Linked DNA regions of Mus musculus: region 2 is linked to region 1. A link is a loop called in an ENCODE intact Hi-C map of the cell type or tissue named here. Cell type or tissue: left cerebral cortex. All regions are shown on one strand.

Region 1 (8,000 bases):
CTATAATTAGGTACAAATAAACAACCTCACTCCTGGGGCTGAAGAAACTATTTATGGAGGAAAACAAATGGCATGTGGCCACCCACTCTTGAGACCTCTTGGCCCCAGCCTTAAGGACAAAGGGGCCAAAGTGTGATGTGGCTGCCAAAAACTGTTTGTGTATGAGCCAAGCACTGTCTCAAGCACAGACTTGTGGCCCTCCATGTCAAAGAAATGTGACCAAAGCCTAGGATAAGGAGGTAGAGACAGACAAAGTTGGTGGATCCAGCCCTAGGGTTTGGGGGTGGGGCAAGGCTCCAGACTACTATACTTCCTGAGTTCCTACGGGTGGCAAAGAGAGCCACAAAGTGACAAAATCAGCCCCTGTAAACACTTTTAGTGCAACCATAGATTTTTTTTTCCTTGAGACAAGGTCTTGCTACATAGCATAGGTTGACCTTGAATTTATCTTCTTGCCACTGAATATAAGATGACTCTCCAAGGCTGACCAGGTCACCACCATTGTTATAATGGCTGACCTGCCCTAAGCCTGAGCCTCTGAAGGCTGTGAGTCTCAAAAGGGACTGGCAGGTGCAGTGTATTCACATTCTGAGGGATTTGCCATATACAGGCAAGTGAAGATAGTGGCCTGTCTGCTGCTAGCTCTCTTCCCTTTTCGTTTCCTAGCACTCCTTTTTCTAATTTAATGGTTTAAAGTCTGAATGGAAAGGACAAATGTTAATCCTCAGATGAGATGGAAGGAATGGAGAGGACACCTAGGGTAAGCACAGACAGAATGCTAACCTTGGGGGTTAGGCAGCTACTGTGACTTACTGAAGAAGGTACCTGCCAGACCAGGAAAGGAGGCCAGTGGGGGAGGGCAGTCGGGGCAGGCGGCCACTCCCCCACTGCCAGCTGCTGCAGGAGCTGATTGGTGCTTCCAGGAAGTGAGTTCTGGAGACAAGTACCAGTAATGGCAAAGGAGTTCCATTGCCCCTGACCTAGTAACTGCTCTTCTGGGAACGCACATCAAGGAACTAGCCCACAGGGCAAAGAGAGGACTAGGGCACACATTCAATGCCAGGCTATTTATAACAGTAAAAAGCCGAAAACAAGCAGGGAATGATCACAGATGCCTGGATGTGCTGACTGGAAGAGAACAGATCCCCTGCCCTGCCTAGAAGCTTCCTCTGGGTGGTCTGAGTGGGGACAGGCCCCTAACAGAGCAGGATTTGAATCTGTCCCACCCATCACCAGAGAGCCTTTCAAATCTCTGGTCTCCAAAACCTTTCCAAAACGTACTCTGCCTCTAAAGTGATACCCGGAATCTAACACCTGCTAATTGGTCTCACATCTGGATAGAGCCCACTCCCAGCCCATGGTGCTGTGTGGTAATCATATCTTTGCAGAAATCTGTCTGGCTCCATCTCAGGAGCCTTTTGCCCCAAGGATACCCCAGTACCTCCACAGTCCCAAGATGCCAAGGCTAGCTTTGAGGACCAGGACACACTCCCAGAAGGGCAAAGGTATGTCCCCTGAGGATCCAGGAGTTAGCTCTCAAAATCATTCACTATCAATCAGGGAGTCCAGCATGAATGGTTAGAGGACCCAAAAGCTCAGTTTGGCATAGAAGGTGTCACAATGCCAGAGATCCCTAAATATGCTCATCAGAAAATGAGGAACCCCAATGACACGGACAGAGGCTCACTAAGTAGGAAAGCTCTTCCTGTAATTGGATACATATGTGTTGAAGGAAGGAGGTATAACAACTGTCTTTTCCATATCTAAGCTTCAATCTTTGCCCCTAAACTTAACCTCTAAGTGGTAAGATCTGTCTTGGGCTCAACCTTGCTCCACCCTTAGGAACCTGCCTTTCTGAACTTGTTTCCCCCCCCCGCCCCCCCCACTTTTTTTTTTAAAGACATACTATGGATGTGTAACCTAAGTTAGCTTTTAAAAAATTTAAAAGAAGCCGGGCGTGGTGGCACATGCCTTTAATCCCAGCACTTGGGAGGCAGAGGCAGGCGGATCTGTGAGTTCGAGGCCAGCCTGGTCTACAAAGTGAGTGCCAGGACTACACAGAGAAACCCTGTCTCGAAAAAAAAAAAAAAAATACAAGAAAAATCTCATTCTGTTGACTTGCCACTCCCACCTCACCCGTTTATGTAGACCAGGCTTGCCTTGAACTCATGGAGCTCTGTCTGTCTCTGCTTCCTGAAGCTGGGATTAAAGGTGTGTGACACCACACTCTGCTAAATTACACGATTTTTTTTCAGTTTATCTCTATATGTGATGTGGAGTACCTGTGACGGGCAGAAGACAATTTGCAGACTCTCTTCCACCATGAAGGTCCCAAGATTGAACTCAGGTCATCAGGCCTGGCAGTGTACACAAATACCTACGCTACCTCACCATCCCAGATTGGCTCTGAACTGCAAAGAAATCCTGTCTTAAGTCAGGGTTTCTATTCCTGCACAAACATCATGACCAAGAAGCAAGCTGGGGAGGAAAGAGTTTGTTCGGCTTACACTTCCATACTGCTGTTCATCACCCAAGGAAGTCAGGACTGGAACTCAAGCAGGTCAGAAAGCAGGAGCTGGTGCAGAGGCCATGGAGGGATGTTCTTTACTGGCTTGCTTTCCCCTGGCTTGCTCAGCCTGCTCTCTGATAAAACCCAAGGCTGCCAGCCCAGAGATGGTCCTACTTACAAGGGGCCTTTCCTCCTTGATCACTAATTGAGAAAATGTCTTACGGTTGGATCTTATGGAGGCATTTCCTCAACTGAAGCTCCTTTCTCTGTGGTAACTCCAGCTGTGTCAAGTTGACACAAAACTAGCCAGTACATCCTCCTACCTCCAACTCTGAGTACTGGGATTGCAGGTGTGCACCACTACTGGCCTGTTTCCTGGATAATATGGGCTGTATAAACTAATAAGGAGGAGTAAAAGGGACCATTATTAAAAAGTTTCAGAATAGTACAGGTACTGCATTTAACGTTGTCCATGTGTGGTTTTTCTTTTTTTCCTTTGAGAAAGGGTTCCAGTAATCCAGCCTGGCCTCTGCACTTTTGATCTTCCTACCTCTGCCTCCCAAGTGTTGCGACTACAGGCCTGCACCATCACCAAGGCGGTGTTAGTGATAAAATCCAGGGCTTTGAGCATGCTGCTGCTAGGAATGCTACCAACTGAATCACTTCTCCATGAATATCAAGAGTTTGAACTAGTCGACAGACAGGCCCCAATCTACCCAATTCCAAAGCACCATAATATAGGGTTCCTGCACATGATCCAGGCTCCACTCCAAGGTAGGCCCCGGGTGTGTCAGTCAGTCCTAGAAGGCTCACACCAATCAGGCTTTGTGGGCACGCCCACAACCTTCTCCTTCGCCTTAACACCAGCTACAATCCTGCTTTCAACGCAGTCCGCCCGCCAAACCCAGGAAAGCCCCGCCCCTCGGGACGCCCCGCCCCAACGGCCTCTCCTACCACCTCGGGCCCCACCCCCCCAAGGCCCCGGCCCCGCCCCGGCGCATCCGGGGTCCGTAGGCCTCGCCGAGCCTCCCTTTCCTCACCACTGCGTACTAGGGCCCGAAGCCTAGCGAACTCCACTTGCCCCGGCTTCCTCCGACTCCCAGCCCGGATAGGCCCCGTTGAAGTCCGGGCCTCCACCCTGAGCTCTCTGTTCCTGTAGCACGGCTTCGGCCCTCCAGTCGCTACCGCCACCTCGCCTGTCTGTACCCCACAAGGCGCACCTTTGAATAGGTAATCGTACTCGTCGTCCCGGGTCCCCATTGTCCTGGCGCTTCCGGCGGGATCGGCGACTCCGCAGCCCCACCACAAACACCCGTCGGGGGCGGAACCGGCGCCGCGTAGAGCGGCGGTCTAAAGGCCAGTCAACGGTGAAAGCGGTAGTGACAGGCACCTGGACAAGCCAATCAGGCTGAGAAACCGAGCTCGGGGGGTAGGAGCCTCCTGGGATCCACCCTTCTAGCCCTCGGTCTCCCGGAGAAAGGCGGAAGGAATGCGGACCTTTTTGAAATGACAGATTCAGCAGCCTATCAAAAGCAGATGGGGGAAGGCGGGACGGAACACTTGAACAATGAAGTGGATTGACAGAGTGCGTAACCAATGAGAGACTGAACTCAGACTGGGCCTTCCAGCGAACCTGTAGGGGAAGGGAAATTGAGCTACCTCTAGGTGACGTTACGGACTTTAACGTCCTGATGACATCATAGATCAGTGGGTCTCCTCCGACCTCTTATTCTAGCCCCATAAATGACCATTTCCGGGCGTATGTTCGTTGATTGGGGGTGCCTTCTCTGGGTTGCAGTTCCCCAGTTCTTTGTTTAAATACAAAGCTTATGTCAGTACCTCCAAAACAAATGGGGATCCTAGGCTTTTTTATTTGTTCCTCTTCTCAAAAAGTTCTCTTGTTTTCTGCTTTCACCATTACTCATATTTTTTCTTTTCTTTTTTTAAGACAGGTTTTTCACTATGAAACCCTAGCTAGACTGGAATTGGTGATATGGATCAGACTATACCTGTCTGATTTTCTTTTTTCTTTATTGTTTTTTTTTTTTTTTTTTTTTTTTTTTTTTGTGACAGGGTCGCACCATGTAGCCCTGGCCATCTGGAACTTGCCCTGTATAGACCAGGCTGGCCTTGAACACAGAGAGCTGCCTGTCTCTGCCTCCCAAGTGCTGGGATTAGAGGCATTGGCCACCACCACCCAGCTTGATTTTGTTTGTTTGCTTGTTTGTTTGTTTGTTTGTTTGTTTGTTGAGACGAGGCCTCAAGTTACCCTGACTAGCTTCATATTGAAGAGGGAGTAGAGATAGAGAAAGGGAGAGAGAGTGGCAAGGAGGGGGGTGGAGAGAGAAGAGGAGAGGCCGGCCAGGGAGAAGGGGCAGAGTGTAGGATAAGAGAGGAGGGGGGCAAACAGCCCCTTTTCTAGTGAGTTAGTCATACCTAGCTATTGCCAGGTAACTGGGAGCCTAGAAGGAATGATAACAATACATATTTACTTTGAACTAACTTCTTTTTTTCTTGTTCTGTTTTATTTGGAGCACAGGGTCTCCCTGCCTAGAACCTGATATTTAACACTGAGAGATCCACCTGGCTCTGCGCCGCTAAACACGCCACCTCGTGCTAGCCAACTTTGAACTTATGATTCTCTTGTACACTGGTAACTTGGAAGTTACCTCTCGGGGGCTGGAGAGATGGCTCAGTGGTTAAGAGACTGACTGCTCTTCCAGAGGTCCTGAGTTCAATTCCAAGCACATGGTGGCTCACAACCATCTGTAATGGGATCTGATGCCCTCTTCTGGTTTGTCTGAAGACAGATACAGTGTACTCGTCACATATATAAAATAAATAAATAAAATCTTTTTTTAAAAATTTACCTCTCTGATTTCATTTTCTTTCTCTGCTTGTGTATTCCTGAGATTATGTGGCTCATTTGGGCCATGAAGTCTTTGTTTAACAGATATTAAGAGATTGGGAGAATAGTAAGGAACAGCAATGCAGCTTAATTTTATTTATGTGTATGTGTGTTATGTTTGCATGTTGTGCACTATGTGTTTGCAGTGCCCATAGAGGTCAGAGATGATGTTGGATCCTTAACTGGAGTAATAGACAGTTGTGATCCACCATGTGGGCACTGGGAATCAAACCTGGGTCTTCTGTAAGAGCAGCCAATGATCTTAACCACTGAGAAATCTCTCAAGCTGGAAGCTAAATTAATTAGAATGCAAAGGCTTGATTTCAATCCCTAGCACTGAAGTGGGGGAAAAGTTATTACTGGCACTATAACAGGTGTTTAGAAGCTGCTTTGGGGCTGAAAATGGGGCTCAAATGAGAGTTCTTAGTATGCACATAAACTGGGTGTGGTGGCATATGCCATTAGGAGAGTTGAGTCCAAGGTCATCTCCTGCCACATATGGAGTTTGAGGCCCTTACTAAAACAAACAAAAATAAGAGGCTAGAGAGATAACTCATCCACTAAGATCACATTCTGTTCTTATAGAAGACCCAGGTTTGATTCTCAGTACCAACATGGTGGCTTACAACCATCTGTAACCACAGTTTCAGGGGATCTGAAACCTTAGGGTCCTGTATTCATGTTTCTTTTTCTTTTCTTTCTCTCTCTCTCTCTCTCTCTCTCTCTCTCTCTCTCTCTCTCTTTCTTTCTTTCTTTCTTTCTTTTTTTGCTTTGTTTTGGTTTGGTTTTGGTTTGTTTTGGTTTTTGGTTTTTTGAGACAGGGTTTTTCTGTGTAGCCCTGGCTGTCCTGGAACTCACACTGTAGACCAGGCTGTCCTGGAACTCAGAAATCCTCTGCCTCCTGAGTGCTGGGATTGAAGGCGTGCACCACCACGCCCGGGTTCATCCTTTTTTTCTTAAGTTTTTATTTTTGGAGACAGGGTCTCTCTGTGTAGTCTTGCCAGTCCTAGAACTCACTATTGAGTCAAGATTAGTCTTGAACTCACAGAAATCTGTGTGACTCTGCCTCAGTAGTGCTGAGGTCAAAGATGTGTGTCTCTATACCAAGCTAAAGCATATGTTGAAGCAATAGGGTGATAAATTCTATATAGGGAATGATGCAGGGTAAGAGGGAAATGTTACATTGGAAACTGGTGCTGTAACTGGAGTCGGGGGAAAACCCAGCCTCTGGCAGCTGAACAAGGTCTTAGTTAGGGTTTTGCTGCTGTGAACAGACACCATGACCAAGGCAAGTCTTATAAAAACAACATTTAATTGGGGCTGGCTTACAAGTTCAGAGGTTCAGTCCATTATCATCAAGGTGGGAGCATGGCAGCATTCAGGCAGGCATGGTGCAGGAGGAGCTGAGAGTTCTATGTCTTCATCCAAAGGCTGCTAGTGGAAGACTGACTCCTAGGCAACTAGGATGAGGATCTTAAACTCACACCCACAGAGGCACACCTACTCCAACCAGGTCACACCTCCAAATGGTGCCACTCCCTGGCACAAGAATATACAAACCATCACAAGTAAGGCTAGCCTAGTTAGCCCAATATGCCAATTAAAGAGATAGATAAAAAGAGTGTTTGCTTAACAAGAACAAAATCCTGGATTCTATAAACAGAACCACAAGTTTGTGTGTGTGTGCATATATAGTGTATGGCAATCTCTAGGCTAGCAGGAGCTACATGAGACCCTTTCAGAAGATGATGCAGGCATGTCTCTGTGACCTCAAGGCCATCCTGGTCTTTATAGTCAGTTCCAGAACTACATAAACTCTGAAGACAGACAGACACAGAGACACAGAGAGAAAGTTTATTTTTACTTTGTGTTCTTTTTAAATATACAAAATGGTATTTTGGTATACAAATGCGTTTAAGACCTGTAGTTAATTTTTGTGTGTGTAGCAAAGTGTCTGATATCTAAGGAAAGCTGTGGCATACGTTGCAAATGTATTGCTGTCTTTCAGAATGTTAGGAACACAAAATATGCATCACTTTCTTGATCTAGTTACTTTTTGTTTTCTCTTTCTAGTGACTAGGACCAAACCTAGAGCCTATATGCAAGTGCTTAGTGACTGAGTCACACACACAACCAGCCCTCACTTAAACTTTTGTAGTCACTAACAGAATTATCAGTACCAAGAGGGCAGGGGACTGTGTGCACAATGTTTCTGTACTCTTGTACTGAGCATCTGTTGAGTGAAGAATAACATAACTGCAGAGTCCACATGGTAGTTAAATAATACTTGTTTCTATTCTGGGTTTGGGGAATCCTGACTTTTTTCCACTTGTCACCCTTGACTACCTCATTCTGTCCCTCATCCTCCTGCATTCCTCAGCTAATCTTGGTTATTGGCTTTACATATTCAAGAAAACTAAACTACAGTTGAGGAATTATCTCCACCAGATTAGCCTATGGACATGTCTATGGACATTTTCTTGACTGCTAATAATTGAAATAGGAGAACCTAACCTATTTCAGTCAGTACTATCCCTAAGCAGGTAGGCCTTGACTGTAAGAAACATAGTTGTACATGAGCCT
Region 2 (8,000 bases), 76 kb before region 1:
ACTACATACAAAGGTCACACTTTATAGATTAAATGCCTTTATACTGCTCTATTTAGTATACTAAATATGCATGGTAGTACATGCTTTTAACCCCAGGGCTAACCTGAGCTCCAAGCCAGCCTAGACAATAAAATGAGTTCCAGAACAGCCAGAGATACAGAGACCCTATCTCAAGTAAAACAACAAAAACAGAAAACAAACAAAACCCCACTGTCATCCTAACATCTCTTATGTCTTCATGACACCCCCATACCTAATTCTACTCATACTATTTCTGGAATTTCTCAATATATGGAAAAATCTCAATACCCTGAAATTCTGATCACATCTTCTGGGACAAAAATACATCCTCCCTCTTGAAAATAATCTTTTACATAAAGTCCCCCCCCAACAGAAGGCCTTTAAATTCAGAGCTTAATGGAACACTATTCTAGGTACAGATTCTTCCCCTATCAAAACATATAATCAGGTCCATTTCCAGTGTAACTCTATAGCCTGTATCCATAGTAGCACACAGGCTTGCTGTGAGAACCAAAGAATTAGTCAAGAAGTATGGTAGTACATACTCATACTCTCAGAATTCAGGAATAAGAGGGAGGGGGAGTATGGTAAATTAAGAGACCAATCTACTGTGGTGTTTCAGATCAACCAAAGATACATAAGATCTTGCCTTAACAAACAAAAACAAAAACAGTAGGATTATGGTGGCTCTCTGTGAATTCCAGGACAGCCAAGGCTACATAGACAAACCCTGTCTTAATTCCCTCTCATCAAAAAAAAACCCAAAATAAAAGTGCAACATTATTTTTCTTTGTTAATAAACATCTGCCAGGCATAGTAGAGAACACCTTTAATTCTAGCACTGAGAGGTGATCTCTGAGTTTAGAGCAAACACAATCTAGTTTAAAGCAAACATGATCTAAAGTGAGACCCTGCCTCAACAAATATAAATTGAGTACAAAAAGATACTAAGACAAAAAGCGAGTTGGTATACGTTAAGAGCAAAATATGTAAGGACCAGTACTGTGGGTAACAAAGAGTTAAGAGTCATACATCCAAGTCTGAATAATATATTCTCTCATTTTTAAGTGGAGGCTACTACTAAGTCACAAGTCTTTAAAAGAATTAGCACACAGCACACCAATAATAATTTTGAGGTGTAAAAAGGGAGACCTATTTGCTCCTAGCCTTTCTGTATTGTATTCACTTGGGAGGTTTTAAAACATTCCAACCATTGTCCATCACAGAAGAAACCTAAGCACTGAACTCACTACAAACTACCAAAGTGACAGTTCAGTTTTAACTAATACTGCAAAGCAGAGTAATATGAGAGTCCATTTGGGAAGCCCTTGAAGAGAGAAAAAAAAGTAAAAGCAAGCTTATCTTTGCAGGCTGGTATCTGTTTCTGTAGTCATTAAAAAAAAAAAAAAATCAAAGGACAAAGTAACAGCAAAGCTCTAACAGCACACACTCAAATAATACAGAGCTTCCATTTCTAATCTTGAGCTAACAATCTAATGTGCCTTAAAAGTACTCTTCACCAAGTACACAATCACTTTTAAAAAGTACAGGAAATAAGAGTAGAGCATGATGGTACACATATGTATTCATAGCACTCAGGAGACAGAGCAGCAGGATTCAAGGCCAGCCTGACCTACAGAGTGAAATGTTGTCTGAAAACCCCAAACAATGGGGCTGTAGAGATGGCTCAGTGGTTAAGAGCACCCATAGTTCCCAACTTCCTGTAACTCCAGCTCCAGGTGATTTGACACCCTTTTCCTGCCTCCAAGCACTGGCACTCACCTGTGTGCATACACAGAACACTTAAAAATAAAAAATAAAATTAGGTATGCAGCTCAGTGGTAGAGTTCTTGCCTAGCATGCAGGAGGTCATCAATTGATCTCTACTATCAAAAACTAAATAAATGGGCTAGAGAGATGGCTCAGTGGTTAAGAATATTGGCTGTTCTTCCAGAGGGCCTGGATTCAAGTAATAGTACCCACATGACAGCCAACAATTGTCTAAAATTCTAGTGCCAGGAGACCCAATGCCCTCTCTTGGCCTCCATGTACATGCATGTTGTGCATAGACACATACGCAGACAAAACATGCATTCTCATAATATTTTTAATAAAAAAAAAAGCAAGCTAGTGAGAAGGTTCACTAGGTAATATACATGCATACTTAACAAGCACGAAAACCTGGGTTCAAATCTTAGTCAAAAGGTGGGAAGAAAAAGACACTCTGTGCTTTTAAAAGAGTTTGTTTCAAGAACTTTGTGATGCAAAAATAACAATTATTTTTCACCCACACTACAAAACTAAGTGCTGCCACTTTCTCAGGTATCCTCCATTAAGCCAGTCTGAGACCACTCAGGTTCTTTCCCACAAGGGCTATTTCATCTGATACTTCCTATGCACATTCTGTCTGTCAAATGACTCAGCCACAAGTTATCTATCTGAATACAGACAGTGGAAATTTAAAACTGTACCATAGGACCGTGTTCTATTAAAAATGCAATCTTTCATATAGAAAGGCTCTAGCGGCATTGCATTCTATATATAGGAAATAATTTTTTGCCCCTGCAACAGGGTTTCTTTGTGTAGCCCTGGTTGTCCTGGGCTCTGTAGACCAAGCTGGCCTTGAACTCAGATAATCACCTGCCTCTGCCTCCCAAGTGCTGTGATTAAAGGCATGCATTACCACTCTGGACAGAAATTAACTTCCTTAAAGCTTTTTAAATAAGGCCCTCTGAAATCCTAGAAAGTGAACCAGACGTGGTAGTACACACCTGTAATTCCAGCAACTGGGTGGAGGTGACAGAAGCAGAGGCGTTGTTCTGAATTCAAAGCCATCACAGTCTACACTGTAGACTCTACAGTTTGCCCAGGCATCTAACTCAAAAACTGAAAACAACAAAGACTAGAAGAGGGAATCTGATCCTACAAGGCATCTCTATGACAAAAGCTGAAAAATCTGAACATGAGACTAACTAAAGGTGCTCAAGTGTAGCTCAGAGGTAAGAGTGCTTGTCTAGCATCCTCAAGACCCCGAGTTCCCAAGAGGATGGAAGGGAAAGTTAAAAATGAGCACACTCCTAAGCTGAGCCTTTCTGGTAGTAAAGAGAGGCCTCTTTATCCTTTTAGTACTATGGGGTGAACCCCAGGACCTTGTGCATCTTGAGTAACTACTCTATTAATGGGCTATAATCTACACACTCATACACGACAGGCAAGTACTTATGTAGCTTAGGCAAATCTTGAGCCGAATCAGCTCTGGAACTCACGCAGCCTCTCCAGTGCTGAATAACACACAAGAACCAGTTAACCAATGGTGTTTTACTTCTCCCTAACTAAGATAAAAGATATGAAATTTCCTCCAGTAACAAAATAGCCATTACTTGGTAAATGCTTCACTAACAAGTGTTTTAAGTACTCTCAACTCCCAGAGTCCTAAAACTTCCCACCTTATACATTTGATGGAAAACAAAAATTCAGAGACATGGGCTGCTGATTTTAGAACCAAAATGTTTCTCCAGACCTCCTCAAGCTGATATATTAGTATATCAGTATGAGGAGAGTTTCACAGGAGCAGAATCTTATGGTTTCCTCCTTGAAGAAAACTTTTTAGGGCTCAGAAAGACCACCCTGTGGTCTGATATTAGGAATCGAATCTAGGGACTTTGGAGTGCCAGGTTATTGCTATGTTTTCATCCCTCTTTTTGAGAGTTAGGGTCTAGCTCAATTTCCCAATGACTAAATGGCAACCTAGACTGAACTCACTCTATATAGTCTGGCCACACTTTGCACTCTGGATCCTGCAGCTTCCCACTCCTCCCAAAAGGCTGGGACTCCTCAGGCCATGCTAGGACACTTATAATAACGAATCAAGGTCCCTAGACAGATCTCCAAGCAGGATTCCAAAAAAGGGATGATGACGTCTGTCTATTTTAATTTCTGAAACCCCGAAGTGGTGCCTCTACCCGAACACTTTAGGTCTGTTGCTAAGGATGAACACTGAGCAAGCAAAGACCATTTCTCCCATTGGTACCAACTGCACTTTAGGAAGTAGGACTATAAAGAGGGGAAAGAACTCCAGCCCAGGAGCCCGGGTCCGGGGCCATTCTAATGGAAGAAGCACTTCTTGCAGAATGAGGGTAACACCGGTGTCTCGGAACCCCGCAACAAGAGTCATGTCGACACCTTCCGGGTCGCGCCGCCGACCGTACACGTGACACCTCGCACGCGCAAGCCTCCCGCCCCTAACTTCTCAGATCTGAGAAACTGAGACAGAATACTTCCACTACTATGGATTGTATGCTGAAGGGTTGAAACTACACAGTCTTAATGGTTCAACCCTCGAGACCCCAGTGAGAGGTGCTGCGGGCCCTGATCTCCCGCAGCCCGCGCGCCATCACTGCTCTGAGAATAAAATACCAGGCCACAGGCCTGAGGCCTCGACGACGCGCTCAGACAGCCAGGAGGCTGAGGCAGCGGAGGCAAGCGCTGTCGGCAGGGGGCGATCCATTAGGCTCTCCTGGCTTCGTCGTCGTCACAGCCTTGGCCGCCCCCAACTCTCGGCAGGGAAAAGGCCTGCGCAGACGCCGCGCCGCCGTGGGAGAAGAGAAAGCGGCCCACAGACCTAACGGAGCTGCGAAGTAACCTGGCTGGAGTTAGAGAAGGATCAATTGCTGTTAGACTACTCACCCCTTCGGGCCCGGAGCTCCGTTGCCGCTCGGCACGCAGGGCGCGCCGCTCTCTTCCTCCATTTTGGGTTCTGTCGCCGCCACTTCGGCTGCCGCTTCGACCCCTGCCGCCATTTTCTCCGCGTCTGGGCTTTGTGTGAGGGAGCGGGCTCTGTCGAGCTGCGCCTGCGCGCTCACGTGACCCCGAACGACCAGTAACGCCTCCTTGTGCGGCGACCGGCTCCCGCTTCCTGCTCGCCTCGGGTCACGCCCCCTGGACGTCAGGCCACGCCTCCTCCAGTGGCAGGCCTCACTTCCCGATGTCCGCAGATACAGTTGGGTTGTGGGACAGGGGGAGAGATATGTGTCGCTCATTCGAACTTACAATACGAGCGCACATACGGACCTAGTCGGTCCAGCTTACTTTATATTTTTCCGTTTTGTTTTACTCATTAGCTTTCTTTTTTGAGGCAGGGTCTCACTATGTAGCCCTCCAGCCTCTCCCTACCTACCAAGTGCAGGAAATAAAGGCAAGCACCACCACGCCTGGCCTTTTCTTTCTTTTTCTTTTTTCAGCAACTTCATATATGTATATCATGTATTTTGCGCTTGCTTGGGGTTTTGCTGTTGTTGTTGAGACAGTTTCTAGCCAATACTGGCCTTGAATGTCTGAGCTGCCGCCTACACCTCTTGAGTGCTAGAATGATAGGCCAGAGGAACCAGGCTAATCAGTGCTAGGAATTGAACCCAGTGATTTGAACATGCTAGCAGTCTATCAACTTCAATCCCTGACCCTATACTGTTCTTTTATCATATTCACCTACCATTGCCCTTTTATTTCCCGCATTTCCACTGTACCTTCTTTCCAACAAGTTCCTCCATGTACCTCCTTGTCTTTGTTTTATGACCTACTGAGTTGGGTTTGCTTGCAAGAGCATAGATTAGGGGTTGATTTATTGGGGCAACTAAATAGGTGGCTACAACACTGAGGAAAATGACACCTCTTTCCTCCAGCATCTACTACCAATAGATCTTCAGGGAAGGGTGAAGCCTCCCAAGGCTCCCCCACCCCAACATGATGAGGTTCTATCTTGTGCAAGTAACCACAACTGCTTTGACAATGTCCGTGGCATGTCAAGGAGAGATCAGCTTTCCTTAAATGGAGAAAAAATATAAAAATTATGTTGGCAGGAATTATTTTTATTGGGGGGGGGATGGAGGGGGAATGATTGAATACAGGCTTTGAGCATGCCATGGCTGGCATGTGGGAATTGATTTTCTCTTTCCAGTAATCAAATTTAGGTTGTCAAACTTGGCAGCAAACATCTTTACCCACTAAGACAGAGCCAACCCTGCATGCAGAATTCTTGACAGGTTAATATCAAACTAAAACTCTCCATGTAATTCAAAGCATTAGAAGAGATGTATAACAGAAACCTCCCTCCCACCCTTTTCCGACTCCTCTTTTCCCCTTCTTTCCCCTCCCTCCCTCCTATTCTATCTCTCCTTACGGCACCACCCTGACACCATTTCCTGGGACCCTACATTCCAAAGTTATGATGAGAAATAGGTACCAAGCTTGGTAGGCCAGAAGAGTGAAGATGCTTGTGTGTTTTTACATAAATTTTTTTTTTATGGATATCAGTTCACCAGTCACCCAAGGCCTGATCACATCAGCTCTGTTCCTCAATCATATTGTTCCAGTCACGAAGTCTCCCAACCTGCTCTTCCTATGGGCCAGATTCCAGCCTCTGAGTCTTTACTTTCTGAAAAATTGACTTCCCCTTGAGTTTCCAGTCAGGGCAGCAAGATACTACCATGCATGAGCCTGTGTACTAGGCAAGAGATGGGTGCAGAAAACAACAGGGAAGACCAGACTGTACTGGACCCACTGGGATGATGAGACTGCTTTTCTGAGGCTCAATTTGCTCATCTGGAAGTAGGGTTAATGAAAGACTCCTGCCAGACAGTAGTAGTACACACCTTTAATTCCAGCACTTGGGGGTCAGAGTAGGTGGATCTCTGTGACTTTGAGGCCAGCCTAATTTACAGAGTAAGTTCCAGGACAGCCAGGGCTACACAGAGAAACCCTGTCTCAAAAACAAAAACAAAAAAAAACCCAGTAAGTAAGCAAAATGCTCTCCAGAAACCACCTTTTAGGGCTGTCCTGCGCATACAATGCAGGAAAATGCCAAGAGCCCTGGGCTGTTACATAATTCAGCATGCAACAAGAACTCAAAAGTGAGCTGGCCCGGCATGGTGGCACATACCTGTAATCTCAGTGCTCCAGAGGCAGGCACTAGAGGAGTACCACAAATTTGAGAATAGTCTATTTATATTATTCCAGGGCCAACTAAACAAAAGAGAATGAGGAGCAACTGAAGCTGTTATTACCACAGCCATATTCTACATCTCTCCTGAGTCTGCCAGAGGGTAGGGCACAAAGCTTAACACTGGGGCATCCCCAGCTCCTAAAGATGTAGAACTTCAGATAAAGGTCTTCATATGTTGAGCCTCTGTCTTCCCACCTTTAGAAATCAAGGTAATAACTTCTTCCCCAGAGAAGAGGAGAGATATGAAACAAGCTCAGATTTGGGTCTCATCCATGGTAATCCCAGATTGGTATAGAGAGTATTATCATTAGTTATAATGAATTTATGGGATCTGGCAAATTGGAAATAAAAAATATGTGAAAATTGTTCTTACCTTTTTCCTTTTGGAATGGAACCAGGACTTCCCACATGATAAAAATATTTTGTACCTATGATGGTTTGTATATGGTTGGCCCGTGGAGTGGCACTGTTGTAGGTGTGGCCTTGTTGGAGTAGATGTAGGCTTGTGGGTGTGGACTTTAATGCACTTGACCTAGATGCCTGGGAGTCAGTCTTCCACTAGCCTCCTTTAGACGAAGATGCAGAACTCTCAGCTCCACCTGCACCATGCCTCCCTGGATGCTGCCATGCTCTTGCCTTAATGATAATGGACTGAATCTCTGAAGCTGTAAGATAGCCCGAAATTGGATGGTGTTCTTATAAGAGTTGCCTTGCCGGGCAGTGGTTGCACATGCCCTTAATCCCAGCACTTGGGAGGCAGAGGCAGGCGGATTTCTGAGTTCAAGGCCAGCATGGTCTACAGAGTGAGTTCCAGGACAGCCAAAGCTATACAGAAAAACCCTGCCTTGAAAAACAAACAAATAAAAAAAAAAAAGAGTTGCCTTGGTCATAGTATCTGTTCACAGCAGTAAAATCCTAAGATTGTACAATTGAGTTACATACATGGCCCTGGTATACTGTCAAGTTTTTATTATTATTATTA

The links. A loop is a pair of places that touch in the nucleus more often than their neighbours do. Peaks named below come from ENCODE experiments on the same cell type or tissue, not always from the same donor. Only the 100,000 strongest peaks of a DNase experiment are listed, where the experiment ranks them.
Region 2: a loop joins it to region 1, with 4 times the contacts of the local background. A loop is called at or near these places in 3 of 42 quality-filtered maps.

The regions. Positions count from the first base shown.
Region 1 is chr17:33,756,494-33,764,493 of GRCm38, forward strand. Rab11b (RAB11B, member RAS oncogene family) reads right to left here and starts at 3,993. Exons shown (of 5, transcript NM_008997.3): 1 at 3,730-3,993. The coding sequence starts at 3,769. Gm17251 (a long non-coding RNA gene) reads left to right here and starts at 3,365. Exons shown (of 2, transcript XR_003952408.1): 1 at 3,365-4,094; 2 at 5,049-5,374. In left cerebral cortex, CTCF peaks have their summits at 4,151 and 5,294 (motif pointing left); DNase peaks (open chromatin) are centred at 113, 960, 3,415 and 4,019; H3K4me3 peaks cover 1,780 bases; H3K27ac peaks cover 1,694 bases.
Region 2 is chr17:33,680,560-33,688,559 of GRCm38, forward strand. Hnrnpm (heterogeneous nuclear ribonucleoprotein M) reads right to left here and starts at 4,899. Exons shown (of 16, transcript NM_029804.3): 1 at 4,708-4,899. The coding sequence starts at 4,820. It also overlaps a transcript of Marchf2 not described here. In left cerebral cortex, a CTCF peak has its summit at 4,516; DNase peaks (open chromatin) are centred at 4,259, 4,564, 4,903 and 5,689; H3K4me3 peaks cover 2,365 bases; H3K27ac peaks cover 1,805 bases.